2 separate regions of the Mus musculus genome follow, and region 2 is linked to region 1. A link is a loop called in an ENCODE intact Hi-C map of the cell type or tissue named here. Cell type or tissue: heart. All regions are shown on one strand.

Evidence for each region. A loop is a pair of places that touch in the nucleus more often than their neighbours do. Peaks named below come from ENCODE experiments on the same cell type or tissue, not always from the same donor. Only the 100,000 strongest peaks of a DNase experiment are listed, where the experiment ranks them.
Region 2: a loop joins it to region 1, with 13 times the contacts of the local background. A loop is called at or near these places in 21 of 42 quality-filtered maps.

What each region holds. Positions count from the first base shown.
Region 1 is chr7:102,659,089-102,667,088 of GRCm38, reverse strand. It overlaps Olfr555 (olfactory receptor 555), which reads right to left. Exons shown (of 1, transcript NM_147103.2): 1 at 7,319-8,000. The coding sequence ends at 7,319. Among named protein-coding and RNA genes, the nearest start is that of Olfr555, 4.3 kb to the right of the region's middle. In heart, a CTCF peak has its summit at 1,560 (motif pointing left); no DNase peak of the experiment used is centred here.
Region 2 is chr7:102,916,528-102,924,527 of GRCm38, reverse strand. No RefSeq gene overlaps it. Among named protein-coding and RNA genes, the nearest start is that of Olfr572, 7.1 kb to the left of the region's middle. In heart, a CTCF peak has its summit at 4,696; no DNase peak of the experiment used is centred here.

The sequences.
Region 1 (8,000 bases):
ATTTCTCTTCTGTGTGTTTGGTCCCTCCTGAGTAATTGTACAGATCAGACCTGTGGGCATCTGTACTGGGACTCCCTTGTGCTACAGAAGATACTTTCTCTGTAATCTAAGCACTATTAAAAACAAAAAACAAAAAAACAAAAACAAAAAACACAAAAAACAAAACAAACAAAAAACACTTACCTGGTTGCCCGTCCTAACTGTGTGACATACACTTACCATGTCACTGTCAGTCCTGCACTAACTGACCTGACACCCAGGTGCCTCTAGAGACCCTGAGCAGAATCTTGAGGAATTATCTATAAAACCTAATGTGTGAGATTTTACTGCAAATGATGAAACTTTGAAACAGACCACAAGGAGGAGGGAGCCATGTAATGACAGAGACAAAGGACATGATAAGCCCCACATATGGATCATAGGAGCCTTGCTGTGTGTGTAGCCACAGGGGTGAGACAACCTTAGTAAAAGATCAGGTGAGAACAGGTGAAAGCAATCAAAACAATGACTGTTGAAGAGTGAAAATGACTCAGGATATTCTATGCTGCTGGGTCTGCCCTAAGTGCCACAAATTCAGGGCTCAACATCATTTCCTATAGATTTGAGAACCACAGAGATCCACAGTTTCCACTGCCCCATTCATCTTTGACCCAAGATCTTCCTTTCCTGACTGCCTGATAGAAATCAGCCATAAACACAGATACCATTGCATACGCCAGAAAGATTTTGCTGAAAGGACCCTGATATAGCTGTATCTTGTGAGGCTATACCAGTGCCTGCCAAACACAAAAGTGGATGCTCACAGTCAGCTATTGGATGGAACACAGGGCTCCCAATGGAGGAGCTAGAGAAAGTACCCAAGGAGCTAAAGAGGTCTGCAACCCTATAGGTGGAACAACAATATGAACTAACCAGTACCCCCAGAGCTCTTGTCTCTAGCTGCATATGTATCAAAAGATGGCCTACTCGGCCATCAATGGGAGGAGAGGCCTTTGGTCTTTCGAAGATCATATGCCCCAGTACAGGGGAATGCTAGGGCCAAGAAGTGAGAGTGGGTGGGTAGGGGAATGGGGTGGGGGGGGGGGTATGGAGGACTTTCAGGATAGCATTTGAAATGTAAACGAAGAAAATACCTAATAAAAATTGGAAAAGAAAGAAAGAAAGGAAGGAGGGAGGGAGGGAGGGAGGGAGGAAGGAAGGAAGGAAGGAAGGAAGGAAGGAAGGAAGGAAGAAAGAAAGAAAGAAAGAAAGAAAGAAAGAAAGAAAGAAAGAAAGAAAGAAAGAAAGAAAGAAAGAAAGAAAAGAAATCCACCTTCTGCCAAAGGCATGGTCTGCTTATGCCCTGATCACTCTCCCTCTCTCCAGCTGTGACAACCTCGCCTCAACATACTTTCCTGTGATCTTCTAAATCTTTTTCCTCCTAATCATTGCTTGTAGAAACTTACATGTGTTACAAGCCTTCTCCAAGAACGAGCATTTGGTCATTATTTTCTAAATTTTTCTCTCACTCAACCTAAGTTGTTTTTCTTTGTCTCTATGCAAGATCTGCTGCCACCTTGTGACTTCTTTTAGCATCAGCAGCTGCCTCCTTAAATTTTTTTACTTTTTGATTTTTGAATCCCATTGAAGTTGAACTTGAACTTTGCATTGTCTGAATGTAGCCTTACTGCCTATGATAATTCTGTGTGCCTGCTCCTGTGCCTCTCCCACCACCCAAATGCACTGATACTCAGCCTATATTGTGTGATCTTTTCTCAGAGCTCCTCTTTGTCTTAAAAACTGTCTCCCCTTTTTCCCTTTTTGCCAAAGTTGGACTTTTCACTTCTTTCTGCCTTAAACACAAGAAGCTCTGTATTCCTGCTCACTCTCTCATCTCTTCCAATCTCTCACACTCTCAGAGAGAGCCTTTGGTGTTAGCAGTACCTTCCAAACCTGGCCAACCTCTTGCCAGGTGACTTGAATCCTCCTTTCCAGGATGATCACGACCTGGAGGTTGTAACAGCCCAATTTCCTATTTCAGTTACCTACACGCCAGCATTCTGTCTACCTAACTTTCTCAAATTATCCATGCATGGTGATACATATTTCTTTCATCCAGAAGAAATGAGATTTATTTAGGACTCTTCTCAGAGTCAGTAAGCATCACAAGAGACCAAAGAAAACAATGGAGAGTCAAGATGAGACTTGTCCTTTTCAAAGACCTCCCTCTGGGATCTCTCCTCCCTATCACTCTATTATCCTGCCTTTTCCCTGGACACCCAATGTCCCTCGGCCTCCGCCTAACAGCTAAACACTATAAATCCTCCAGAGTACTGGCTTTTGTCTGAGTTCCATCTGGATCTTTCCAGACTACGGGATGAGTCAGATGCCTAGTGGGTTAACAGCCTTTGTTTTTTTCAGATCTCAGAGGATGCCTAAACCAGTTTGAGAATACAGAGTTCATCCTGAAAGAAAACAAAGGGTGTGATGGAAAACCTGGATGTGCAAGGCACCCAGAGAGGTTCTTTTCAGGGTGTTTTCTCATTCCATTCTCAACCCTCTTATTTTGCTATCATCAGGATGACTACATGTTATAGGTGAGATGTGTAGAAGTCCTAGAGCTAGAAAGTCAGAGAATCCAAAGTTAGAGGCTAGACATCAGTGAATCTCACAATGCTTAACAAATGTTCACCCTGATCACATAACTGATCTCTTAAAGTCACTCCAGTATTCCTCAGTTTCTCCTAGAAGTTCATGATGGCCTTTATACTCATAAGTATTTCTCGTGACATGCTTTTGGGAAGCATGAATAGACAAGAATCTCTGAGTTCAAGGCTAGCCTGATCTATATCATGAGTTCCAGGCTACCCAGAGCTACACAGTGAGATCCTATCTCAGAAACAAAGAAGTATTATGTGAGGGTCTGAACACATAGCTTAGTGGTAGAGCACTTACCTAACATACACAATTGAGTAAATATGTGAAGGAATAAGATAGTAGTTGATGGTTTTAGAACCAAAAGATAGAGAGAACTCCAACTCTGAGATTGGTAGGATTAATATTGTTGATAAGGTTGAGTATCTTAATTGGGTTCATTTCCCTGCCAATTAAAGACTTAAGGGGTGGGGAAAACCTTAAGTGCAAGAGACAGCAGTGAAGAAATCTTGAACACCTTGAAGAAGAGCAGATAGAATCAGCAGGTGAAGGCATTTATTGGGAGAAAGAAAACACATGTGCTACAGACTCAAATCCATAAAGATCCTCCCCACAGGAGCCAAAAACACCAGGTCTCTTCTCAAAGTCTGGTTTTGTTTGTTTGTTGTTTATTTTTGTTTTGTTTTGTTTTAAGTCTCTGAAGAGTTTCCCAACTCTAATTTGTGGTTGGTCACTTTGAAGAAATATAGGATGGTTGATTGGTCGACAACTGTTGTGTAACATGTCTAAATCAGCCTTGAACTTATTGATCCAGTCATTAGCAGGGGGCTTCATAGTTAGAGACAAGAAGCTACAAGGCCTTCTTTAAATTATTATTACTATTTTTTTTTACATTCCAACAAGTCCCCCCTCCCGGTATGCCTCCAATAGTACCTCATCCCATTCCTCCTCCCCTTTGACTCCAAGATGATGTTATCTGCACCCCCCATAAGACTCCCACTTCGCTGGGGCCTCATCTCCCACTGAGGCCAGACCAGGCAGTCCTCTGTCGTATATGTGTTGGGGGCCTGCAACCAGCTCATGTATGCTGCCTGGTTGGTGGCTTAGTGACTTTTTTTTTCCAAACTGCCTGGCTTTTGTCTCCAGTCTAGCGTGGATAAGGAAAGGAAAAAGCTGGCCATGTTGGAAGTTCAGTACCTGTATTGCCTAGTCATGGTCTCTCTCCCTGATAGGTAGTCTGCCTTCCTATTAGAGAGTCTGTCTAACTCCTTGTCTTCACTGTGAAGACAACTAACCTATCAAAAGCACTCTATATAGTCAATGAAATCCCAGTGCTATTCTTCACAGAAATTGAAAAGATAACCTTAAAATTCGTGTAGAAATACAACAAGCCAGGATAACCAAAACAGTCCTGACTAATAAGAGCACTGCTGAGGTCATCACCATTCCTGATTTCAAGTTATACTACAAGCATGGTTATAAAACGCAGTGTGATATTGGCATAAAAACAGATGCATTGATCAATGAGCGAGAACTGAGGGTCCAGACACCCATCTGACTTTTTGACAAAGAGACCCAAAGAACACATAGGATAAAAGATTAATGGCTTTAGTAAAACCAGAAAATGGAACAGCATAGATGTCCACCAACTGGTGAATGGATAATGAAAATGTCTATGTAGATTATGGAAATTCATTCACCTATGTGGAAAAAATAAATTATGAAATTTACATGAAAATACATGGAACTAGAAAGCATTATATGGTCTGAGGTAACAAAGTCTCAGAAATATAAATGTAACATGTGATCCTTCATATATTTTATTACAGTAAATAACATTGAACCTTTAGATCTGTTTTGTGTTAAACTAGAATACCCATAGACATCAGGAAACAAGCAACATGGCATGAACATGATTTCAAAGGAGGGAGGGATATACCACAAATGGTATTAACAGACAAAGTAATAATTGAACAGGATATGTTGAGGGGGTGGAGAGGGAAGGCAAGATAGAGGAAGGGACTGAGAAGGGATAAGCAACATTAGCAGCCCTTGAAAAGGCCATAAAGAAACCTACTACTTTAGAAACTTCATAGAGTACAAACTCATGTATATGTAAAATAGTTCAAATAGAGATACTTTATAATAAAAAATACTGCCTCCCCCAGACACCATAGGCTATCAAAATAAAAAACTTGTGCTTGTCTCTTTTTCACTTGTTGGGATCCCACAGATATTAAAACACTAGAACCTATTGACACTGTTCCTGTTCACCCTCCAGAGCTTGATAATAAGTCTCTGTTGATGAAGATACCACATATTTGAATCATAAGACACAGAGAAGTCAGGCTGGTACTGACACAGAAGCTTTCTCCCTAGTGGCTAGTTTTCATGGCTCCAGAAGGTGCTGTGCATGCTATTCTTAGAGAACAGCAATCAGCAACCTGTCTAGATGTGAACACTGCAGGCTGTACTAACAACTAACCTGGCGAGAGAGATCTGCTGGTGCAATAGTAGCACAAATGTTATTGGAGTAACCAACCACTTTCTGCTTGGATTTAAAACTTGTCAGAGTATGCCTGGGCCTAGCAAACATAGAAGTGGATGCTCACAGTCGGCTATTGGATGGATCACATGGTCCCCAATGAAGGAGCTAGAGAAAGTACCCAAGGAGCTAAAGGGATCTGCAACCCTATAGGTGGAACAACATTATGAACTAACCAGTACCCCGGAGCTCTTGACTCTAGCTGCATATGTATCAAAAGATGGCCTAGGCGGCCATCACTGCAAAGAGAGGCACATTGGACACGCAAACTTTATATGCCCCAGTACAGGGGAACGCCAGGGCCAAAAAAGGGGAGTGGGTGGGTAGGGGAGTGGGGGTGGGTGGCTATGGGGGACTTTTGGTATAGCATTGGAAATGTAAATGAGCTAAATACCTAATAAAAAATGGAAAAAAAAAACTCACTCAGATGTGAACACTGCAGGCTGCAATAACAGCTGACCCAGCTAGATAGATCCACTGGAGCAGGCACAACCCCTTTCTGATTAGATTTAAGGCATTCCCCACAAAACAGAACTCATTTCTAGTACTGTTAAATAAGCAAAAAACTAGTGGCTGAATAGTTCATAGACTCTAAAGGAGAATCTAGTATTACTATTCTGCTAAATAGTATTAAATTTTCTCCGACTTAACATATCTTTATACTACTAGATTAATGCATCTCTCAACCTTCATCAAATTAGATAGTGATTAATACAGAGACTCACTACTAGTCTGTGTGCGGAGAACAAGAGGTGTTGGTGTGGTTGGCCCTAAATAGACATATATCATTCATCTTTCTCAGAAGACTCATGGAATGTCTCAGAAGAAATGGCAGGAAGCCTATAAGATCCCAAAGCAGTGGATGACTGCTTCAAAACAGTGTTTTTCAGATATAACGAAGCCATTGTATACAATTCACAGTTGCTATGACTGCATGCACAAGATCTACAGAAGACCAAGCTTGTCAAAATCCAAGTATGTGTGGAAGAGGTAGTCAAGAAATATCTCTCTCCCACCTGAAGAACTCTTGTCAATCTAATGGCTATAGGAGAGGGAGTCAGTTTTCTTCAAAGAGACAGCTGCTGATAGGATACACATGCTCTGGGGATGCCCATACACCAGTGTACATATTACCAGTATTAAGTGGATCTGGTGGTTTAGAAGAGAATGATCACATGAAATTAAGAGGGAAAAAAAGGTGGTAAAAAATATAGGAAAGATTTTAAATGAGAGGATGAAGTGTAGATTTCTTTCAAAACATGTGCCGGTATAAAATTCTCAGACAATAAAAAACATTTCTATTAAGAATTTTTGCTTGCTTTATACAAAGACCAGGAATCGTCAAGTATGACAAAAAAATCCATTGGGGGGGGGGGGTCAAGAGAGATGGCTCAGAGGTTAAGAGCACCGACTGCTCTTCCAAAGGTCCTGAGTTCAAATCCCAGCAACCACATGGTGGCTCACAACCATCTGTAATGGGATCTGATGACCTCTTCTGGTGTGTCTGAAGACAGTGATGGACTCACATAAAATAAATAAATAAATCCTTTAAAGAGAGAGAGAGAGAGAGAGAAGAAATGGGACATGTACTACTGCCCTAAGTTTGTGATAGAAAATCTAGAAATATGCTATATATAAAAAGAAGAGATACCACTAAAGAAGGCACATATTAAGAATCACACATGTAAAGCTGAGCGTGGTGGCGCACACCTTTGGTCTACAAAGTGAGTTCCAGGACAGCCAGGGCTATACAGAGAAACCCTGTCTCAAAAAAAAAAAAAAAAAAAAAAAGAATTCAGACAACTGATGGACAACTACACAATTAAAGTATTTCTTAACAGTATAGGAATAAATGGTTATATTATCTATCTAAACAATTTGTCATAGCTTATGTTCATCTCTACTTTCAAAGAATAAAAAAGTATGTTACTCAATTAAACTGGATTTTATGATACCACATATCAATGTCTATATTGCAAAATGTAAAACAGAACAATAATTACATGTGTTTTTTCTGCACAAACCATTTTTGCCCTTGTATTTTACTGAATGTATAAAATCTGACTTCACCAAAACTTCTGAATGGGAAACTATTGGATTTTTCCACCTCTCCTAGATCTGGTATAGGACTCCATCCAACTAGGACATGTTCTTTCTCCCCCGGAACACTTGGATGATCCTTCTACGTATCTGCTTTGTCTTCACACTGTAGACAATAGGGTTTAGCACAGGAGGAAGGAGAAGGTAGATATTAGCCATGAACATGTGCACAACTGGTGATAAATGTTTCCCAAATCTGTGGATCATGGTGGCACCAATGAAAGGAATGTAAAATAGAAGCACAGCACAGATGTGAGAGAGGCAGGTGTTGAGGGCTTTGAGCCTCTCAGCTCTGGAGGCAATGCCTAGCACTGTCTTCAGGATAAGTACATAAGAGAAGAGAATGATGAGAGCATCGAGCCCTAATGTGAGAATGACAACAATGAGGCCATAGAGGCTGTTGACACGGGTGCTGGCACAGGCTAACCTCATTGCATCTTGGTGAAGACAGTATGAATGAGATAAGACATTGGAACGACAGAAGGGCAGCCGTTTTATAAGAAAGGGCACTGGGAAGACCACACAGACTGCCCGGGCCAAGACAACTAGTCCAATCTTTCCAATAAGCCCATGAGTAAGGATGGAAGCATAACGCAATGGGTCTCGGATAGCCACAAATCTGTCAAAGGCCATGGACACTAAGACTCCAGATTCTACTACTCCAAATCCATGGATGAAGAACATCTGCGTGATGCATGCATCAAAAGGAATCTCAGGGGCA
Region 2 (8,000 bases), 260 kb before region 1:
CTTTTGCAGTGATATCTTCAAATCTCCTTTTCCATGGCCAGCTTGATGTTCCTATTTTTCTCTCACACTTACCTGATTGCTGAGAGTACACTACTAAGGAAAGATATAACACATCAGAGCCAGAGGTTCATCTGGTGAAACCATTGCAGTGACACCACTAGGAATTTTATGTTCTGACCTACTCTAGAAATCTCCCCTTTACTGTGCCATGGAGACGTTTGCAGATCCCTTGGGCTTCCAAAACAGGGATCTCTCCAGGGCAACTAAGCCATTCCCAACCATTCAGGATTTTAAAATGAAATAATGCTGAGAGCACTAACTACTAAGACAGTAAGTGGGGGGATTCCAGAAACTGTTTAGTACCTATGACATATTCTCATGGCCAGTGTATACATCTCACTGTTTCCATGCACTGAATAAATGATATCCACTTTTATTTATCTCAAAATGGATCCAAATTTTTAAAAATCAAAGAAAAAGTACCTTCATTACTTTCCCATTTGAAAAACATTCCCAAATATAATGATTTTTCTCAAGACTTTTTCTTATATTTCACCTTCATTTTTCAGTCATCAATATCCATCTAGTAAATCTAATCATGTCATGACCTTTATAAAAAACAAGTAAGAGGAGATTTGGGGAGTCATTAATCAATGCCTCCATCAATCAAAGGAGAATGAATCCTATAATATCTAGTTATTGTATCAGATAAAAATTTTTTTAAAATAACATATAACAACAATCATAGTAAATATTGTTTCCTATAATATTATTTATTGCATTTATTCATAGTCTTTCATACACATGGCCCTTCATAAATATAGTAAGTATATTGATCTCTTGTTCAGAAAAGATCACTTTAGGAATTGTCCCAGACTTAGTAAATTTGTAGAAATTAAATAGCAGAGATAGCACAGAATAGAAATAACAGAAATAACTCTGGCCTAATTGCGCTCTCTGTGTCCTGAAATCTTCAAGGTGAGGATGAAATGATGACAAAGAATGAAATTCATATACTGATTCCAGCCCTAATTGTGCTTTTGAGTCCTGGAATCTTAAAGGGGAGGACAAAATTCTGATGAAATGAAATTCATATACTGATCCCTGCTCCACATCTGCTGTTCATCTATCTGCATGTTAGCCCCAGATTTGTTCAACATTGGTGCAGACATTCTTATATTCTAAGAGTCCCCCGAAATGTTGTATTCCCAGCTCAAGGTTCATCTTTAAATCACATAACCATGTTTTAGTATGATTACAAAGCTAATAACATGAAGATCTTCTCTGCTTTCAGCATCCTAACCTCTGTGTTCCAGTGTTCATAGAAAATACGTCAGCTTGCAGTATATCATGCTGTTATTCAGTTTTTCTCACTTCAAACACATAATTTCCTCCTCTCTGCCACCTCCCCTATCTATCTAATCCACACCATCTCCTCAGTTTCCCTTTGGAAAAGTGTAGGCCTCCAGGGCATATCAACCAAATATGGCATGTCAAGTTACAGTAAGACTAGGCACATCCCTCCCTAATAAGGTTGGACAAGGCAACCCAGTAGGAAGAAAAGGCTACCAAAAACAAGTAAAAAGAGTCAGAGACAGACCCCTCTCCCACTGTTTGATGTCCTTCAACCAAAGAATAAAGGAAAGGTGGTACATTTGTACAATGGAATATTACTCATCTGTTTTAAAAAATCACAAAATTTATAAGCAAATAATTGGAACTTAAAAATAATTCATCCTGAGTCAGGTGACCCAGACCCAGAAAGACAACCATGGTATGTAGTCATTTATAAGTAGATATTAGCTATTGTACTGTAATCCACAGATCCAGAGAAGCTAAGTAACAAGAAGGGCTCAACAGGGTATGCATGATCTACTTTTAGAAGGTATGATGTCCACAGACCTTCTCTCTCTCTCTCTCTCTCTCTCTCTCTCTCTCTCTCTCTCTCTCTCTCTCTCTCAGAACCCAATCCTTACAGCTGCAACATCCCTTTCTCCTTTCCCATTCCCTGTGGTTCCTACTGACCATTCTTTCCTAACCACCCTCACCCCACTCATCCCTGTATCCCAGATCCACAACAGGAGGCATTCTCTGTGAAGTCACCAATTTAGAAGGCCAGTAAAACAAGCAATACACAGCCATCACACTCTCCCAAAATCCAGAAAGAAAACAGAAACCAAACAACAAAACATTAACTCAACAAAGACAAATATAAAACTCAGTACCTAGACCTGTAATCATCCCAAACTCAGTGCGTGGATGCCATTGTAAAAACACAGCCAACAGCCAGGGCAATGTGTTTCCATGAGATCCCAGCTATCCTACCATAGTAGGCCCCGAATATTCCAACACAGCTGAAGCTGAAGCACAAGAAATAAACATAAAGCTAACTATATATAAATGATTAAAGACTGTGTCACCACTGTCTGGATCATTTTTAACAATTTGTAAATATTTTAGATATAACTTATGAAATCAAGTATATATATACGTGTGTGTGTGTGTGTGTGTGTGTGTGTGTTATGGATTCTAACTTTAGTTAATAATGTTTACACAAGTTTCTGAGCTAATATGCCTGGCAAATACAGAAGTGGATGCTCACAGTCATCTATTGGATGGAACACAGGGCCCCCAATGGAGGAGCAAGAGAAAGTACCCAAGGAGCTGAAAGTACCCTATAGGAGGAACAATAATATGAACTAACCAGTACCCCCTGAGCTCGTGTCTCTAGCTGCATATGTAGCAGAAGATGGCCTAATTGGCCATCATTGGGAGGAGAGGCCCTTGGTATTGCGAAGATCATATGCCCCAGTACAGGGGAATGCCAGGGCCTTGAAGCAGGAGTGGGTGGGTTGGGGAGCAGGGTCCCGGGAGGGTATAGGGGACTTTGGGGATAGAATTTGAAATGTAAATGAGGAAAATATCTAATAAAAATTTTTAAAAATGTTTACAGAGTAAAATATATTATTTTTAAGTCACTTTCTGTATAACTATTTTATATCCAATTATTCCACGGTTATTTGTTGAAGAATCTGTGCTTTCTGCATTACTTTGCTGTTTTCTCATGTCAAATATTTTGTGAAATTTTCTAGATTTCTTTATTGCATACTGATCTACGTATTTATTTCTTTCGCACACCCCTAGCTACTATGGACTTACAGAACAGTAGGAGCCAAAGAGTGTAGTTCCTTCCAATTTACCTCACTTTTTCAAAATTTTTTTTCTATTTTTGTTCCATTGTTTTTTCTTATATGCACTAGATGCAACTATTGACAACTATAAAATATTGGGTGGGGTTGACCATAATCTCATTAAATTGTAAAAAATATTACAGATAATTTATTTTAACTATGTTAAGATTTATAAGATATGAACCAGTTCTGCTTTCAGCCTTTGTCAGAGAAGTTTCTTTATGAAGAATGCACCAATTAGTGCAAACACCCATAACAGCTAAAAGGGCAAGAACCAGGGACTGTGACCTGGTCATCCCCAGACCTGCTGCAAAGCTAGAGAATATCACAGAGTGAGAACAAAAGATTGTAAGATACAAAGGACAGGAAGAAAGGCTGTGAAGTGTTATCTACTGGGTGTAACACGGTCATTAAAATCAGCAGCTGTTGCTACATAGAGAAGACCTTCATCACACACAGACATATACATGTTATGTTCACCCACATGCATACATATGTATATACTATATGCATAAAAATAATGTGGTACATTTACACAATGGAGTACTACTCAGCTATTAAAAACAATGAATTTATGAAACTCCTAGGCAAATGGATATACCTGGAGGGTATCATCCTGAGTGAGGTAACCCAATCACAAAAGAACTCATATGATATGTACTCACTGATAAGTGGCTATTAGCCCAGAAACTTAGAATACCCAAGATACAATTTGCAAAACACATGAAACTCAAGAACGAAGACCAAAGTGTGGACAATTCACCCTTTCTTAGAATTGGGAAAAAAACTCCCATGGAAGGAGTTACAGAGACAAAGTTTGGAGCTGAGACGAAAGGATGGACCATCTAGAGACTGTCACACCCGGGGATCCATCCCATAATCAGACTTCAAACGCTGACACCATTGCATACGCCAGCAAGATTTTGCTGAAAGGACCCTGATATAGCTGTCTCTTGTGAGGCTATGCCAGTGCCTGGCAAACACAGAAGTGGATACTCACAGTCAGCTATTGGATGGAACACAGGGCCACCAATAGAGGAGCTAGAGAAAGTACCCAAGGGGCTAAAGGGGTCTGCAACCTTATAGGTGGAACAACAATATGAACTAACCAGTACCCCCAGAGCTCGTGTCTCTAGCTGCATATGTAGCAGAAGATGGCTTGGTCGGCCATCATTGGTAAGAGAGGCCCCTTGGTCTTGCAAACTCTATATGCCCCAGTACAGGGGAACATCAGGGCCAAGAAGTGGGAGTAGGTGAGTAAGGGAGCAGGGGCAGGGGGAGGGTATAGGGAACTTTCGGGATAGCATTTGGAATGTATATAAAGAAAATAATAATTTTTTAAAAATTAAAAAAAATAACAGTATGAAGTTCACCATTTCCACGCTCTCCCTAATCTCTAGTGTGAACTTTAACCTGCCTTCCCATGTGATCTATTGAGTGCTTAAGGTAGGGCATGGAGGTAAAAACAGAAGTACTACCAGAATGGTAACTGTAGTACCACAAAAAGACAGCAGGGGGAACATGAGACTGGTAAAAGGGTTGAGAGAGTCTAAGAAGCTCTAGACTGATGATTGATGGGCTACAATATCACTGGAGGGAAGAAAGAAATATTTTCTCAAGGGACCATATATTATCAAAAAAAATATACAAGGGGTACAATAAAAGCACACAAGGTACATAAAATAAAAATTTTAAAACTCTATAAAAGGATCAACATAAAACTCCAGAAACTTTAAACATACTGGAGGACCCGAAAGAGAACAAAAATAAAATCAGGATCATGATGCATCAAATAAAAGAGAATATTAGAAGATCCAGGTGTAAATAATACAAAAATTGAAGGCTCATTACAGAGACCCAGGTGCACACTAGATAAGACAGAGCAAATAGTCATTAGAAATCTTGAAAATCTATACATTAGGAATCTTGGATTTAGAGTTACAAAATTGGAAAGAAGTAAGTAAATAATTAAATTGATTCATAGACTATTACCAAATAAATAAATAAAATACACATGGTATTATAACTATAGCAAGAGAAGAGAGAGAATGGAGAAAATCTATAATCTGAATATTAAAATACCCAAATCTTATGGGGAAAGTAGGCATATAAATTGAAGAGATTCTAATACTTGAGTTAAGATAAACAAAATAGAACCATGCTGGCCCCTTTATAATGAAACTAATTCAAAGAGAGAGTAGAACTGTGAAGATGCCTAGAAACAGCTAAATTCAGTCGAGGCTGTTTTCACATGATCTGGGGGATCCGAGGATACATTTCCAACCGAAATCTTGCTTTGAATCAATGTTGTAGATGCTGAATGAGAAAGGTCCAGAAAGAACAAGATAACCACAACGATCCTGTTAAACAAGAGTAATGTGCTCAGCAACTGTGTCTTCCGAAATAGGTGAAATTGGAGTGTTCTTAGAAAACAAAAACTGGACTTGCTTTGTAAAAACTTCTAAAAGGAGCCCTTCAAGTTAAAATGAAAGACACCAAAGAACAATATGGAGCTAAACAAAAGTAGGCATTTTTGCAATAAGACAGATTTGGACAATTATGTTAAGCTGCATTATTGTAATTTTGCATATACAGTTAAAATAATAGAAATATTTAAAAATGCAAATCCAGATCAATGATTATAATATATGAGAATAATGGTGACATCAATCTCATGAAATGAGAATGGGTTACTTAGGGATGAATTTTTATCCAATTAAAGATATCAGCTTAGCCGGGTGTGGTAGCACACACTTTTAATCCCAGCACTCGGGAGGCCAGCCTGGTTTACAAAGTGAGTTCCAGGACAGCCAGGGCTATACAGAGAAACCCTGTCTCGAAAAAACAAAAACAAACAAACAAACAAAAAAGATATTAGCTTATAGTACAAAATCCTACAACTTTCATTATTTTGTATTTGCGTTATAAACCAAATTTAAAGATCTATAGATAACATGGGCCTGGATATGAGAATTTTGCAAGTTTGCGAAGTTAAGGCCAATTGATTCATTTGCAAAATGTTTAAAGTGTAATCGGCAAATCTGATAGCAGCCTCCAGGTCCTAAGGGTCACACCATTTGGAGGGTTAGATAGAGAGGAGCTGTGATATGCCAAGGATTTTTGTTACTTGGGCTGGTGGAAGGAATTACTGGGACAAAGGCACTGCCAGAAGGTTTGGGGAAGAAGAGGAGCAGCGATGGCCTTGTCCACAATAGGTACCCAAGTTATTTAGAGGGATATAGGCTGATTGTGTTAAGGGTGCAATGAAAAATCCACACCCCAGGGTGGGAATGGGCATGCCTGGTGACATGCTACCACCTACCAAGAACTGGGGAAGAGTCTACCGAGAACAAGACGGGCAATACACATGTGAAAAGTCCAGAGAAGAGAAAGGAAAAAGAATCCCACCACTGGCTCCGAAGAGTCAGAGAATCTAGCTGATTTTGAGGTGTACCTTAGGTAAACATGATTATAAACATACAACTACATGTATGTAGAGTCAGAGATCAAATCACACTTGGGATTAATAGCATGCTGTAGCACATTTGGGTTGATTCTGACCTCAGCTTGAGGAAGCAAAGCAAAGTGAATAAGCATCCCTGAGGAGACTGGACCTGTGACCTGGGTCCTATTAGCACCATGTGGTGCCACACTGTGCTAATGGCAATTAGTCAAAACCAGAAGCAACAAAACCAAAAGGGGTCCCCTAGGAACAAACCAGAGACACTCTCTGGGGCTCATTATCCACTGTCTGAAAACAAAAGGCTAGGTAAATAATGTGATAATGGTCAAAGGCCAGACAGGTCAAGGGGAGATGGGGCAACTAGGCCTATTGGGACTATGAATATCAGAGTAGTGTGGGGTGGACTGGGGCTTGCTCCTCTCATTTTGAAATAAAGGCTGAGTGCTAGTAATGAAGGGATCATTCGATTCTTGCTGCAATTTAAAGGTCATCATGGCCTTTCTACTGGGACAAACGGATTCTAACTAACCACAGTGTTCTTACTGAGGCTTCCCCATGGGGCTCTGGCAAAGAAAGGCCTGGACACCTGTGCTCACCTTTCCTTTACCCCACACCCTCCCCATACCCCTTGGCTCGGTGCTGCTGACAGACATAACATAAAGAACACAGCAGAGGCAGTCCACTACCACACTAGAGTGTGTGAGGGTCGCTGAGAAACCAGGTATGGTGAGTAAACAATTAAAGACAGAGGCAGTGGGAAAAGATGACAAATGTCAGGTATGCCTGTGACAGTGTAAATAGGGAAAAGGCAGAAAGAATGGGAATGTGAAGTAAGAGAGAAAGGAGGAATGGGGGTGGGCATAAAACTTCCCATTTCTGAGCCCGAAAGCTCAGGAAGGAGATCAGGAAAACACCCTAATTAGAATGTTACTTCGATTCTTTCTAACATAAAAAAATGGACTAGAGCTGGAAAGTTAAAATTGGTCAGGTAGGGGGATAGGAAAAGCACAGCGCTCTCAGGGAGGATGCAGAGATAGGGGCCAGGAATCTGGGCAATGAAATCATGTTTGTGCAAGCAGGTGCTACCAAATAAAAGCTCTTGAAGTTCAGTAAGCTGCGTCTGGTGCAATGGACAGACGCTGTTACAGAAATGGAAACCAGGAAAGATAAGCTCTGTTTTTAAACCAATCGCAGAGTCAGAGAAGTAATTGGAGAGGCTTGTAACAGTGTGCTGGCTGCATGCAAGCATAGGGAGGTGTGGGACCACACATAGAGATAATATTTGGAGTAATGCCTGTGAAGGAGCACTGTATCCCAATGCCTGAAGGAGCTGGGAGCTGCTGAAT